Regions from separate parts of the Homo sapiens genome. Here region 1 is linked to region 2. Evidence: chromatin loops called from intact Hi-C (ENCODE). Cell type or tissue: lower leg skin. All regions are shown on one strand. Each heading gives the region's core, and the rest is flanking DNA. Links, peaks and the distances in the headings are about the cores only. Region 1 overlaps ZIC4 (Zic family zinc finger 4). Region 2 overlaps LOC124909495 (a long non-coding RNA gene).

Evidence for each region. A loop is a pair of places that touch in the nucleus more often than their neighbours do. Peaks named below come from ENCODE experiments on the same cell type or tissue, not always from the same donor. Only the 100,000 strongest peaks of a DNase experiment are listed, where the experiment ranks them.
Region 1: a loop joins it to region 2, with 7 times the contacts of the local background. A loop is called at or near these places in 1 of 110 quality-filtered maps.

What each region holds. Positions count from the first base shown.
Region 1 is chr3:147,389,271-147,395,654 of GRCh38, forward strand. It overlaps ZIC4 (Zic family zinc finger 4), which reads right to left. Exons shown (of 5, transcript NM_032153.6): 4 at 1,661-1,976. Among named protein-coding and RNA genes, the nearest start is that of ZIC4-AS1, 5.6 kb to the left of the region's middle. RefSeq lists enhancers at 1,207-1,723, 1,724-2,238, 4,108-4,609. In lower leg skin, for the core only: no CTCF peak of the experiment used is centred there; DNase peaks (open chromatin) are centred at 3,141, 4,271 and 4,361; H3K4me3 peaks cover 483 bases.
Region 2 is chr3:147,699,281-147,705,664 of GRCh38, forward strand. The region is part of intron 1 of LOC124909495 (a long non-coding RNA gene); the gene reads right to left. Among named protein-coding and RNA genes, the nearest start is that of ZIC1, 290 kb to the left of the region's middle. In lower leg skin, for the core only: no CTCF peak of the experiment used is centred there; no DNase peak of the experiment used is centred there.

The DNA of each region.
Region 1 (6,384 bases), core at 2,139-4,638, 310 kb before region 2:
ATCTGATGAAAGTTGTGGGGGCTGCGGGCAGGAGTGCTAATTGTCTAATTGCGTCTGAAGAGGATAGAGCAGAAGAAAATTCATCAGTGGCAGGGCCAGGAATTGTTTGCTGGGCTCAGATTTTAAAATTGAGGTCTTTTGTGGGGCCCTCCCCAGAGAGAAAACCTACCTCCCTCCCCAATACACACACACTGATTTTCAAATTCTTAGGGAACTGAGATGAGTCTGCCAAAGCTTTATTATTTTATTTTCCTTTACTTCTTCAAGTCTTAGCTAGGATTTTGGGGCAGCCGCATTCTCCCTGCAGATGGGGGGAGGGGGGAAAAAGGACCTGATTTTTTTCCCTTTGGCCGCAATTGCAAAGGCCTTTCTCGCCCCCTCCTTCAACATCTGGTTCTTTTTTTCTGGGGACTTCATACGCAGCATATCAAATACACATTCAATCTAGACCCACTGGGTGTTTGCCTTTACAATATTTATTATTGTGGATCATTTCTCTAGTTCCTCCTACACCTTTTTAAAAATAAGACGAACATTGTGCAATTACTAACAAAGACCATCACCGAATTGACGCAATTCACCCAGACACGGCCGCCTAGGTCAGGTCTCTCCACTTTAGAGGCTTCGACTCAGTGACGTCATCAGCTCGCTCTACACCCGGAGCCCAAGCACCTACAAGACTACACAGGCAACGCCTCTACAGGGGTTGGGGTGGGAAAAAGGCCCGGGGAGGCCTCACAGCATTGAATCCTGAAGCCTCTCTGGTGTTCCTTTGTCTGTATTTCTTGTTGTTTTGAATTCACTCCCTACTCCAAGTATACAATGTATATTGAGTCTGTGGACGACAGGCAGATGTTTATCTGTGTGCCCAGGCCACTCCATAGGGGTGGAAGCGTCTAACCACCACCCACCCACCCCCTGCTGAAAAGACGATGAATCTCCCTTACCTCCTTTATAGAGGAGGTTGGAAAAATTAGGACTTGTGTGTTTTTTGTTTCAAAGGATACCTAGGGAAGGGGAAACCATAGGAAGGCAAAGAGGAAAGAAACTGGAGTCAAGAAAACGGCTCTGGAATTCCCTTTGCCCCCTTCCCTTGATCTGAACTTCTGAGGTTGGAATTAATGTGGGGGAGGGGAGGGTTAGAGTGGGGGTGGGAGCGGCCCAGTCCTCGAGAAAAATATTTCCCATTCTGCGAAGCATGCGGGAAATCTGTGGCTTTACTTTTGTCATCTGCAGTTGACAGGATTGCACATAAATTCTCCAACTTTTTTTTCCATCTCCCTGTCTCTTTTCGCCCCTAACCCTGGTTTTATGATACCCAGTCATGAAGGCGCGTGTGGGGGTGATGGTGCTGATTGTGACTACAGAATAAATAGGGGGACCATATTTATCTTCTAAAATAATGGACATTATATTAGCGTATTCAGTGAGCTCCAGCAACTATTACAGGTGGCCGGCCGGCCTTCCTTCCTTCCGCCCTCGCCCTCTTCATGCCTCAGAAACGTGGCCTACTCTGCATTCGGTGTGTGCGGAAGCAGCAATCACAGAGGCAGCCCTAATACCGGAGGCGGCGGCGGCAGCAGCAGGGCCAGGTGGTAGCTCGGGGCTGAGGATCGCGGCGGGGGCAGCCGCTATGGGGCCCAAGCCCTGACACACGTACCATTCGCTCAAGTCGGCGGTACGCGCCGCCACCGCCGCCGAGGAGGCCACCTGGGACTTGTGGCCGCAGTCCGACGAGGGCGACACGAGGGCAGACGGTGTAGCCGAATCGTAGCCAGAGCTGGGCGGCGGCGAGCGCCCGTGCACCTTCATGTGCTTACGCAGCGAGCTGGGGTGCGTGTAGCACTTGTCGCAGCCCCGCACCTTGCACGTGTATGGCTTGTCGCTAGTGTGCACGTGCGAATGCTTCTTACGGTCGCTGCTGTTGGCGAAGCGCCGCTCGCAGCCCTCGAACTCGCATCTGAAGGGCTTCTCGCCTGGCGGAGGCAACGCAGAGACATTAGTGCTTGTGGGTCGTGTTCCCGTCAGGTGCTTGCCACCCTCCCCCATTCGTCTCTCATTTTCTGGAAAAGAACTACAAAATATTTTCAGAAATCCCTTTCCACGGCGCCTCAGGTCGAGCACCCCTTTCCCTCGTGCAGAGAGCGCCCCCGGTGCCCTCTCTTGAACGCCTCCATCCCTCCCGCCTTCCTCCTCTGGGCTCATGGGGAGGGTATGGAGGAGGAGCGACAGTGACTCCATCTTAGTCGAGTTTCCATCCTCGAAAATCCTGATCCACTCGGGTTGTTTCCTCCAAATTTTCTCCACTTGGAACCAGAAGCACCTCTGCTCGGAAATACATTAACGGAGGAGCTCACAATATAGTTAACGGGGAAGCTCACATCTGCTCGATTTAAAGTTGCTGTTTCAGACTAACTTCTCTGCCGCTACCCCGCCCAGCCGTTCATCCCCCCCACCCACCCCCATCCTGGCCCAAATTGTTTCCTAAAGTAGGTTTTGCGCAAACGCCAAAGCGATGAAATAATTTAAGGATGCGCAGCCGATGCACATTGTGTGTGCATAAAGTGGATTCGTGCTGCAGGGAGAGGTATTCTGAGCAATGATTCACTTCAGAAGAGATTTTTACAGGAATGGAGCCCCCTCCCTCTTTCCTTCTACCCCCTGAGGGCAAACATTTAGCAGCATTCTTCAAATCTTGCCTAAACCTTCCGGGATCCCTCCAGATACGCTCGCCAGTAATAATATTTCATTACGCTGCTCCAGAGGCTTCCTGGAGACCGTGCTGTGGGCAGCTGGCCCTCCCAGTCCGCACTGACTTGCGATGTCGACCGGTCTGCCCAGACCACCCCCACCTGGCTGTCGGGCCTCTCGGTCCTAAGACGAGGGGTTGGCGCGGTAGGGTCCGCACAGGCCAAATGGGATCCGAGGTGTCTACCGCAACCACGCCCTTGAGCGCTGCGGCTTCGGGAAGAAAACAGCTGCTGCTGTCAGGCCAGGCCTGGCTCCGCAGCCCGGAGGGCCACCAGGCGGCTGGCATAGGCCGGGGAGGGGCTGGGATCGGTGGCTGCGATGCCCTGTAGAGCCGAGGGAAGGCGCGAGTGCACGTTAGAGTGACAATATTGGCCGGACCGAGCCCCAATCGGGGAGCTCACGGCCAGCTGAATTCGCTGACGTGTAGGAGAGGAAAGGACCCCGAGAACCCGGAAGCCTAGATTCCTGCCGGAGCTGCAAGTGCTGCGGAAATGGGGGAAGAAGGTTTCTGGGCGCTTTAAACAAATGGCTGCCTCCCAGCGCTCTGAGTTAAGGGACCGGCTACCTAGCGTCTAGCTGAGGAGGAAGACGCGCAGCTGGAGAACTGTTGCCTTTGTAGTTGCTTCTCCCGCCGCATCCAGGAAAAACAGGCGCTTTGGGGCTGGTTAGAACAAACAAAGCCCCAATTCCCGAGCCCTGTTGAGGCTCGGACAGAGAGGTTTGCGCACAACCTGCGCTTCTGCGCAATCAGCGGCTCCTGAGCCCGGGTCTCCGGCACCACCTGGTCGCTGGATTCCCACCCTACAGGAGCACAGCTAGTACACTGAACAGTCTGGAAGGTGTTGGCACCTGCCATTTCGCGGGACACTGGCACCATTTTATAAAACAGTGATAGAAAGATGCGGAATAAATCAGTGTTCCTATTTGCCCCCATTTTTATCTCCTCTGATTCCTGCCAGCATTTGCAAACCCAAAACTTTCTTCCTTCTTCTCTTTCAAAAAAAAAAAAAAAATTACAAAAAACATACAATTCAGGGCCTGCAAAAGAACCAAGGTTATTTTGAGAAAACAGAGGTGAAATGGAATTAGAATTTGGTGCCCCTCCCCAACAACCCCCACCCCCAACAAAAATCCCGCCAAACGCTTATCCGATCTCGTGAGCGCCTCACTGGACATTCACGTAAAACAAAAACAATTATTTCGCTCCAGACGAGGAGCAGAGGAGAAAACAGCAGTGCACTGAGTGATACCGGCAGCCGGGAAGTTCGCAGGCCCCTAGGAGGCCAGGTGAGGCCGCGCCCCAGCTTGCTCCGGAGCTGCAGGAGGCGCCCTGGTCTCTGCGCTTGACATCACCCCCGCCCCCCGCCAACACCCGGCCTCCAGTCCTTCCCCCTCCCTCCAGCTCCCTGCACTGCGCCCTGGGTGGGTGGGTGAATGTGAAGAGGCGGCGTTGGGCTAGGCCCCTGCAGCCCGCTCGGAGCGTCCTAGGCCCGGGGCTGCGCTGTGAAAGACCCAGATTCTCATCCCAGAGGCCCAGCAGTCCTGAAAGGCCTCCTCTCCGACCCTGAGCCGGGTCCGCCGAACAAAGTTCGGAAGCTCGGGCTAGCTGGGCCAGCGCCATTTTCTCGCACTTGTGGCTGGATCTGGTTGTCCCGGCGACTGCGCCCCGGCGCGGTCTCTTTTCCTCTACCTCGGATCCCCAGCACTGACTCGCCCTCAGACGCCGGGGAAGGTGTGGTGAGCTCCCGGCCCCGGCCGAGGGGTCCCTGGAGAGGAGCTGGGTGGCGGTGGCCAGGCCGAGCGCGGTTGCTGGCCCGCGCCTCCCTCCCCGAGGCACCATTGTTCCGGGATCGCTGTGACCGCCACAAAGTGAATCCTTTCGGTGCGGACAGTCGCCTTCAAAGCCAGGCCCCGGATTCAGGTCAGGGAGAATCTCAGCTCCTGAGAAATTTGCTCCTGTTTGCCGCTTCTGCTACTCGAGGAAATGAAACGCCATTAATATTTGAAAAGGCAATTATTTTCCTGTTGAATCGAGAACTGTCTTCATGAATAATTTGTAGTGAGGTCTATTGCCATTTGAGAAATATTTTTTTTCCCTCTCTCTCTCTCTCTCTCTCTCTCACTCTCTCTCTCTTCTTTTTATGACTAGGAGGGGGATTTGAGGGAAATGCCCGAGCAGGCCAGACTCTGTAGTTCGTTGTTGGTCGTGTTTGTTTGTTTGTTTGTTTTTGTTTGTTGTTTCCCCCACCCCCCACCGCTAATGAATCAGGACCGCGAACCGAAAGAACGCACAAAATTCTGTCCTGAAAACACGAAAACCTGAGCCAGCCGTGGCGCACTGAACTTGCTTCTCTGCTGTAGGTCGACTGTGCTAAGAATTTAACCATTTTCTGCTTCACAGAATTCAAACAGTGGGCCGGCAAAGAGCTGTAAAAGTTTGTTTGTTTAAAAAAAAAAAAAAAAAAACCCTGTCATTAAAGATGAGTTCCTTCTCCAGCTCAGGACTGCGAGTCTACCTTCCGGGTGTCCGCCGCCAGCTCCCGGAGTAGCAGGCCTGGGGCCAGGATTCCAGTGTGACCTACCGCCCCTTCCCGAAGCTAAAACCTCTGGTGAGGGGGTGAGATCCATGCGACATTGTGGGAAACCCTGAAAAGAACTCAGGGAAACCGTACACTTCCAGACAAGCTTTAGAAATAAAGTGCCAGGCTCCAAGTGGACTTTGGTCTGGTCTCCGCATGTGCCAGTGTCCGGGCCATGGACCTTCCCCGGGAAGGGAGAGTTTGGGGAGAAGATAGGCGTTAGAACAACTAGCCTTAGGAAGTTCTTTGACTCCAACAATTGTCGATGTTCCAGCAAGAATAGGGGCGAGTAAGGCAAGGCACCGGGCAGTAGGAGAAGTGGGGCACCAAGCTGGAATTCATTTTATTTTCTCCTGTCCCCACCAGTCCCCTTCTCCCGCCCCCAAAATGGGGGAGGGGAGAAGATGTTGATTTCTTAAACTTCCAGGGAGGAGGAGCGAGAAAACCCTAACTAAGGAGAGTACAAACAATGGCTGCTAAACTAATTAATGTAACTTCACAGGCTGTTCTGGAAGTGTGAAAACTTTCTCCTTGCAGTTGTATTAATTAGAGATGCTCTGGCCAGAGGAGTTCAATTTTGCAGGCTCTTGAACGATACTCCTTTTTTTCTGTTAACTAGAAGTAGCAGATGTAGTTGACACATGTCCCCATTTCCCTTAGCAGCTTGGTAAATGATATTTAAGGTGGATAGGTCTGTGCTAAAGCGAAAGTGAGGGTCCACCAAACATCCCTAGTGTCCGGCCACCAAGGCTCAAAAATACGTACAAAGTTAGCCCATTCGACCCCCAACTCCTAAAGAAGGCTCCAGGGCCTGGTAACCTCTCAGTCCAGGTGGGCCAGGTTATCAGGACTACAGGTGGAAGAGTTCTGCTGCGCAATTCCAAAGGGACAAGGAAAAAAGTTAGACAGCTGTTCTTATGTCTTTACGACTTTGGGGAACAATGCTGTTTTAAAATATCTTAAAATCAAACTCTTAAGCAGAGAGCACATGTTTGCACACACAGGGTCTTAGGCACGTTCACCCTTGTCCCCCCCAGAACAGAAATCCCGCACT
Region 2 (6,384 bases), core at 1,832-4,331:
GTGTAATGAGTCATTTTTCTGAGGCTTTTAAGGAAGTTATTTCTGAAGGTCTGCCTAAGAGGCTAAAATATGTCTGAATTAAAAGGAATGACAGGCTGCAATCAGGACTGTAAAATAAAGGTGCTCAGTAAGCAGCCCTATTACAATCAGAAAGTGAAGGAAACGGATCTCTGTCTTGTGTGCAGAGGCAGAGGAAATGATGAATACCTTAGGTAACTCATTCTGTGCAAAATCAATCTTTCACTGTCAATTTTAAATGAACTAATTTGTTCACAAATCTGCTCAGTCAGTTTGGAAGCATACTCTGTTCCTTCATATTAGCAAATCCTTTAATCTTGACTAGTCCACTGAGTAAGAAATCTAGAAATGTGTTAATATGATTGGACGTATGTAGTAGGATAAGAATTGATTCTTTTAATTAGTGTCTGCTCAAGTTAGAGTCCCTTTCTTGGCTGAACTATTGACCCACTAATATATCAAGAGATTATGTTATGACTAACATATATCCAAAGTTCAATTTAACTCTTTCTTTACTGGCCAATATTGCAGTAAACTTTCTAGGACTAAATCCTTTACTTCTTTTTCAAGGACTGGTTAGCTTTAGATGTTATATGAAAAGTAGCAAATGCATAAATGTCTGAACATTGTTTATACATCATAACATATCTACAAATTGTGCAATAATGTAGCACTCATTGTTTTGGAAATGCAAATTATCATAGATTTAATTGTCATCTATTAAAATGAAATGATGTCCCATATAATTTCTTACATGAGCTTCAATTTTAAATACTTTGAATTTGTATGCAAATTCCTTCCATGGTGTTATTGAATAATATGAGAAAGAAATTCAAGAAATACTGTATAATATAAGATTTCGTTATGAGATATGGAAATAAGGTATTCTAAGTATTATGAGTCTTTTTGTTATTTTACATATACTGGTAGTTACTGAAAAGTTATGTGCATTTTGATTCAGAAAAAGAACAATATGAAAAGTCTGTGTAAAATAGATGGCTATAAAACCTAAGGATACATTTCAAATCTGTTTTTTTTTTGCTTAAATACATTCATAACAATGTATTCTTAAGTGAATAACATCTGACTATGTCTTTTAAAAGAAAATGTAGAATTATATACACAAACACACATTGTACAGTATGTTAAAAAATCTGTATTAAAGAGATAATCCCTTATAAATATTATCAGTTTGGCTATTTTGCCAGTTTTAAAAATATTTTCTATCACTTTAAACACTTAGAGTATTAACATAGTATTTAGCAATGCATTTGCTCATATATTTCACCCACACTATGGGGAAAAAGATTGAAGGTGTGAGTACCTTTTAACTTATTCAACAAATATTTATTTAACAAATATTTATTTTACATCTTCTGAGTGTGGTGTCCAGTACCAGGTATTTTGTGGAATTCCAAAAGTTGTCTAATATAGTACCTGACTTAAAGGAAGTTATAATTTGAACTTTAATTTCAGAGTCTATGCATTATCTTAATGTGAATATTGAGTTTAGGCTTTGCTCCATTCTGATATCCTTATCTTCTTCCTCAAAACTACTGTAATCATAGTCTTTTCTCCTTCCACTTGTGACAATTATATTCTTCCAGTTGATCAAACCAAAAACTTTTAGAATCATCTTTAACCTCTCCCATTCCCTCTCACTCCAACCCAGTTTGGTAATAAGTACAATTACCACTATCTTAAATTATCAAAGGGTTGTACAAATGGGTAATTAAGAAAGTGCCGGTAGGAGACAAAGCTAAGGGAGTAAGCCTAGGGAAGAAGATGCCCTGAAAGTGTTCAGCTTCAGGGAGAGTCTCAGGAAGAAGCTTGTGCCTGATTTCATAAGGTTGCCTCTGGCATAGGTGCTGGGCTTTCACATGTTGATACCCATCCATCCTTTTCTAAACTTATCCTGGAAGAGTGTAAATTCCTCAGCACTTCCAGCAATCTGAGTATGCAAGAGAGAACTGCTCCAGTATCCTGAGGGCAGTCTTCCAGCTACAGCTGCAGGCCATTAGAAAGGAAGACTCACAGGGCTGAGAGCGGAGTGCACAGAAGAGGGAAGAAGGTAGATCCTGAGGGAGCACAAAGTGTGCCTGTTATACTCAGCAATCCCATCTCTATTCCAAAGACATCCTGGCAAAAATACAAAATAAAAACTTCACAAGACTATTTATAGTGGTATGATCTCTTAGACCTAAGAATGAAATCAACCCCAATGTCTATCAATAGGAGAATGTGTGTCTGCGTATTTGAGAGCCTTACAAATGCAAAATGAGTGAGGAAGATATCTGTCTTCCTTATGATGTAGAGTTTTATCCAGGGTCTATGTAAAGTGAAAAAAACAAGGATGCCAATTTTAGTCTAAGAAAGTGGTGAAAATATGATTATTCATATGGACTACTTGCTTATATTAAAAAACAAGTAATAGAAAAAAACCCTCCAAATTAATAATATGGTTACTTTTACGGGAAGCAAAAAACCAGAATGGATGGAACAGGGATGGAAGTAAAACCTCTGTTAGCCCACATTATCATAGAACTGTGTAACTGTTTAACATTATTGCAATACAAATTTAAATGTAGAAATTCCCTAAAAGATTAAAAATGACTAAAACAAGTAAACCTAACTTTATATCACATGGAAGAATAACCAGAAAGAGAAAATACTTTGAAATACAGTACTTTGACTGGATATCCATGGTATACTATATTCAAAGGATAAAAAAGCAAATAAACTTTATGCAATATTATTAATGGTAATATTCTTTTATTTATTTATTTTGAGACAGGGTCTTGCCCTGTCACCCAGCTTTGAGTGCAGTGACATGATCATGGCTCATTGCAGCCTTGACATCTTGGGTTCAAGCAATCCTCCCATTTCAGCCTCCCAAGTATCTGGGACTACAGGTTTGTGCCACCACACCTGGTTAATTTTTGTGGTTTTTATAGAGGTGGGGTCTCACTATGTTGCCCAGGCTTGTCTTGAACTTCTGGTGTCAGGTGATTCTCTTGCTTTGGCCTCCCAAAGTGCTGAGATTACAGTTATATTTTAGTTTTGAACTTAAAGGTATATTTTAAAATAAAGAAAAATAATTGTGTTAATAACATTGGAAACCATATATATTTTTCATGTTAAAAAAGATAAAATTATAAAACAGGGAAGTTAAATAAATTTCTATAACTTTAAAACATCGGTATTAGTTAAAATTTATCTTTATTGTGTGTGTATGTATTTTTTTCCCTTGCTTTGTCACTAGAAAACAAGCTGTAAAAACTCTACAGCAATGATCATTCCTAGCATCCAGATTGTGGTCTTTACATATAATTTGCCACCAAAAGGAGCCAAGGTCCAAGGTTGCTTGGAGAAATGACTAACTCTGGGGCTGAGCTAGGGGATGTCCAAACAAGGACTGAACATTTGTTATACCAGGAAGAAAGGAAGCCCTCAAAGATTATTAAGCAAACATATGCCAAAAGGATAAGGAGCCAATTTGAAAGTGCTCCCACTGGCCTAAAATAGAACAATTTGAATGCCAAAATAAATTATGATTAAAATAGATAGAAATAAACACATATAGAAATATCTTTAAACTCTCAATGCAATTCTTATCAAAATCCCAGCTGACATTTTTTTTGCAGAAATTTGCAAACTAATTCTAAATATCTGAATTCATCAGAGATAAAAACCTTTTGTGCTTCAAATGACATCATCAAAAAAGTGAACAGAAAAACTACCCCCAACTGGAAGAAAATACTTGAAAATCGTGCATCTGACAAAGAATTATTATCTAGAATATACAAAGAACTTTTATAACAATAATAAAAAGACAACCCAATTATGAAAATGGGAAAAATATTTTAATAGACATTTCTCCAAAGAAAGTATATTAATTGGTAATAAGTGCCTAAAATGACATTCAACATCATTAGGCATTTGGAAGGTAAATTAAAACCACAAAGAGATATCACTTCTACCCAGTGAAGTGGCTATAATAGTAAGGCAGGCAATAATAAGTGTTAGCATAGACGTGGACAAATTGGGAACTTAATCCATTGCTGGTGGGAATGTAAAATGAGCAGCCACTTTGGAAAAAAGTCTTTAGTAGATCCTCAAAATATTAAACACAGAGTTCCCATGTGACATAGGAATATCACAACTAGTTATGTACCCAAAATAAATGAAAATATATGTCAACACAATAACTTGTACATGGATGGTGACATGGTGACAGTAGCATTATTTATAATAGCCAAAAAGCAGAAACAGTCAAATTGACAATCAACAGATGAAGGAATGCAAAAATAGTATATATTTATATAATAGAATATTATTTGTCAATAAAAAGGAATGAAGCACTAATACATGCTACAATATAGATAAACTTCAAAAACATTATGCTAAGTGAAAGAAGCAAGTTGCAAAAGACAATCTATTGCATAGTATTATTTATATGAGATGTCCAGAATAGGCAAATCTATAGAGACAGAAAGTTAATTAGTCATGGCCTAGGCTGAGGGTAGGGGGAGGGAGAATGGGGAATGAGTGCTAATGAGTAAAGATTTCTTTCCGAAATTATGAAAATGTTCTAGAATTAGATTATATAGTTGAACAACTGTAAAGATAGTGGGATCCATTGAACTATGTACTTTAAAATATGTATTTCCCACACCAGTCAGAATGGCTATTATTAAAAAGTCAAAAAACAACAGATGCTGATGAGGTTGTAAAGAAAAAGGAACACTTTTACACTCGTGGTGGGAGTGTAAATTAGTTCAACCATTGTGGAAGACAGTGTGGCAATTCCTCAAAGACATAGAGGTAGTAATAGCTTTCAACCCAGCAATCCCATTTTTGGGTATATACCCCCAAAATATAAATTGTTCTATTATAAAGACACATGCACGCATATGTTCATTGCAGCTTTCTTCACGATAGCAAAGACATGGAGTCAATCTAAATGCCCATCAATGATAGACTTGGTTAAAAAAAAATGTGGTACATGTGCACCACGGAATACTATGCATCCACAAAAAGGAATGAGATTATGTTCTTTGCAGGGACATGGATGGGGCTCGAGGCCATTATTCTTAGCAAACCAATGCAGGAACAGAAAACCAAATACCTCATGTTCTCACTTACAAGTGGGAGCTAAATGATGAGAACACATGGACACATGGTGGAGAACAACACACACTGGGGCCTGTTGGAGGGCAGGGGCTGGGAGGAAGGAGAGGATCAGGAAGAATAGCTGATGAATGCTTGGCTTAATAACTGGGTGATGGGATGATCTGTGCAGCAAACCACCATGGCACACATCTTACCCATGTAACAAACCTGCACATGTACCCCTGAACTTAAAAGCTGGAAAAATGTATCTATGAGCTCATAATAATTCCTAAAACACACACATGCACACACATACACAAAATTAGTTACCATTGGTAGTTGCTAAGGTGCCAGTTTAACATTCTGAAAATTTATTAAAAAAATATAAAATTACATTTGTGAAATTTTATATTTAGTGTAAGCAATATTTATTTGTCATACTATTTCAGTGAGCAGTAACTTGAAAATATTTTATACCAAGCCTAAAATATGTAAGAAGTTGTAGGTTATAAATTTGACAGTGTTCTTCACAGTGCATACAGTTAAAAAACAAGTCAATAAAATTTGTTTTATTTATGATATGGATTCTAATATTGCAAATAATATTTATTTTGTTTTCTTCATAAGTTTCTTTCCCTCTCTGAACTTTCTTCTTTGGCTTATTTGGTTTATACTTCATGAATTCAATCAATCTTAGGAAACAGACCTGCTGAAAAAAAATTTCAGTGCTAACTAGAGACCAATTTACTTACACACTCATGCGCACAAACAATTCGTGGAACAGTTTATTTCCCTATAAATAGCATTAATTTTCAACCTGAAGTTTTCAGCAAGATACTTTCTAATGGACGTGAAAGTCAATCCACATCAGCAACATAACATTATGTAATTAACATAGATATATATTAGATAGAAGCAAAAATAAATTTCAATCCAGAAAACTGAAAAAATAAACTTAATGAATGATGTTGAATAAAAATGAACAGGACTTAACCCTCTATGGAACTTCTCTTAAATTTTTCTCAGAGATATTATAGCTTTAACAATGTAATATCTTTTTGCAAGACAGTGTGTGTGTGTATATATGTAAATATGTGTGTACATATGTATATATGTGTGTATATATGTGTCTGTGTCTCTGTGTGTGTTTGTGTGTGCGTGTATGTGTGCGTGTATGTGTTAAGCTGTATTTCAGGCCTCTATTTGACTTCCAGAACCAGATCTAAAATCTGCACCCTGAGGCTGCAAAAACTC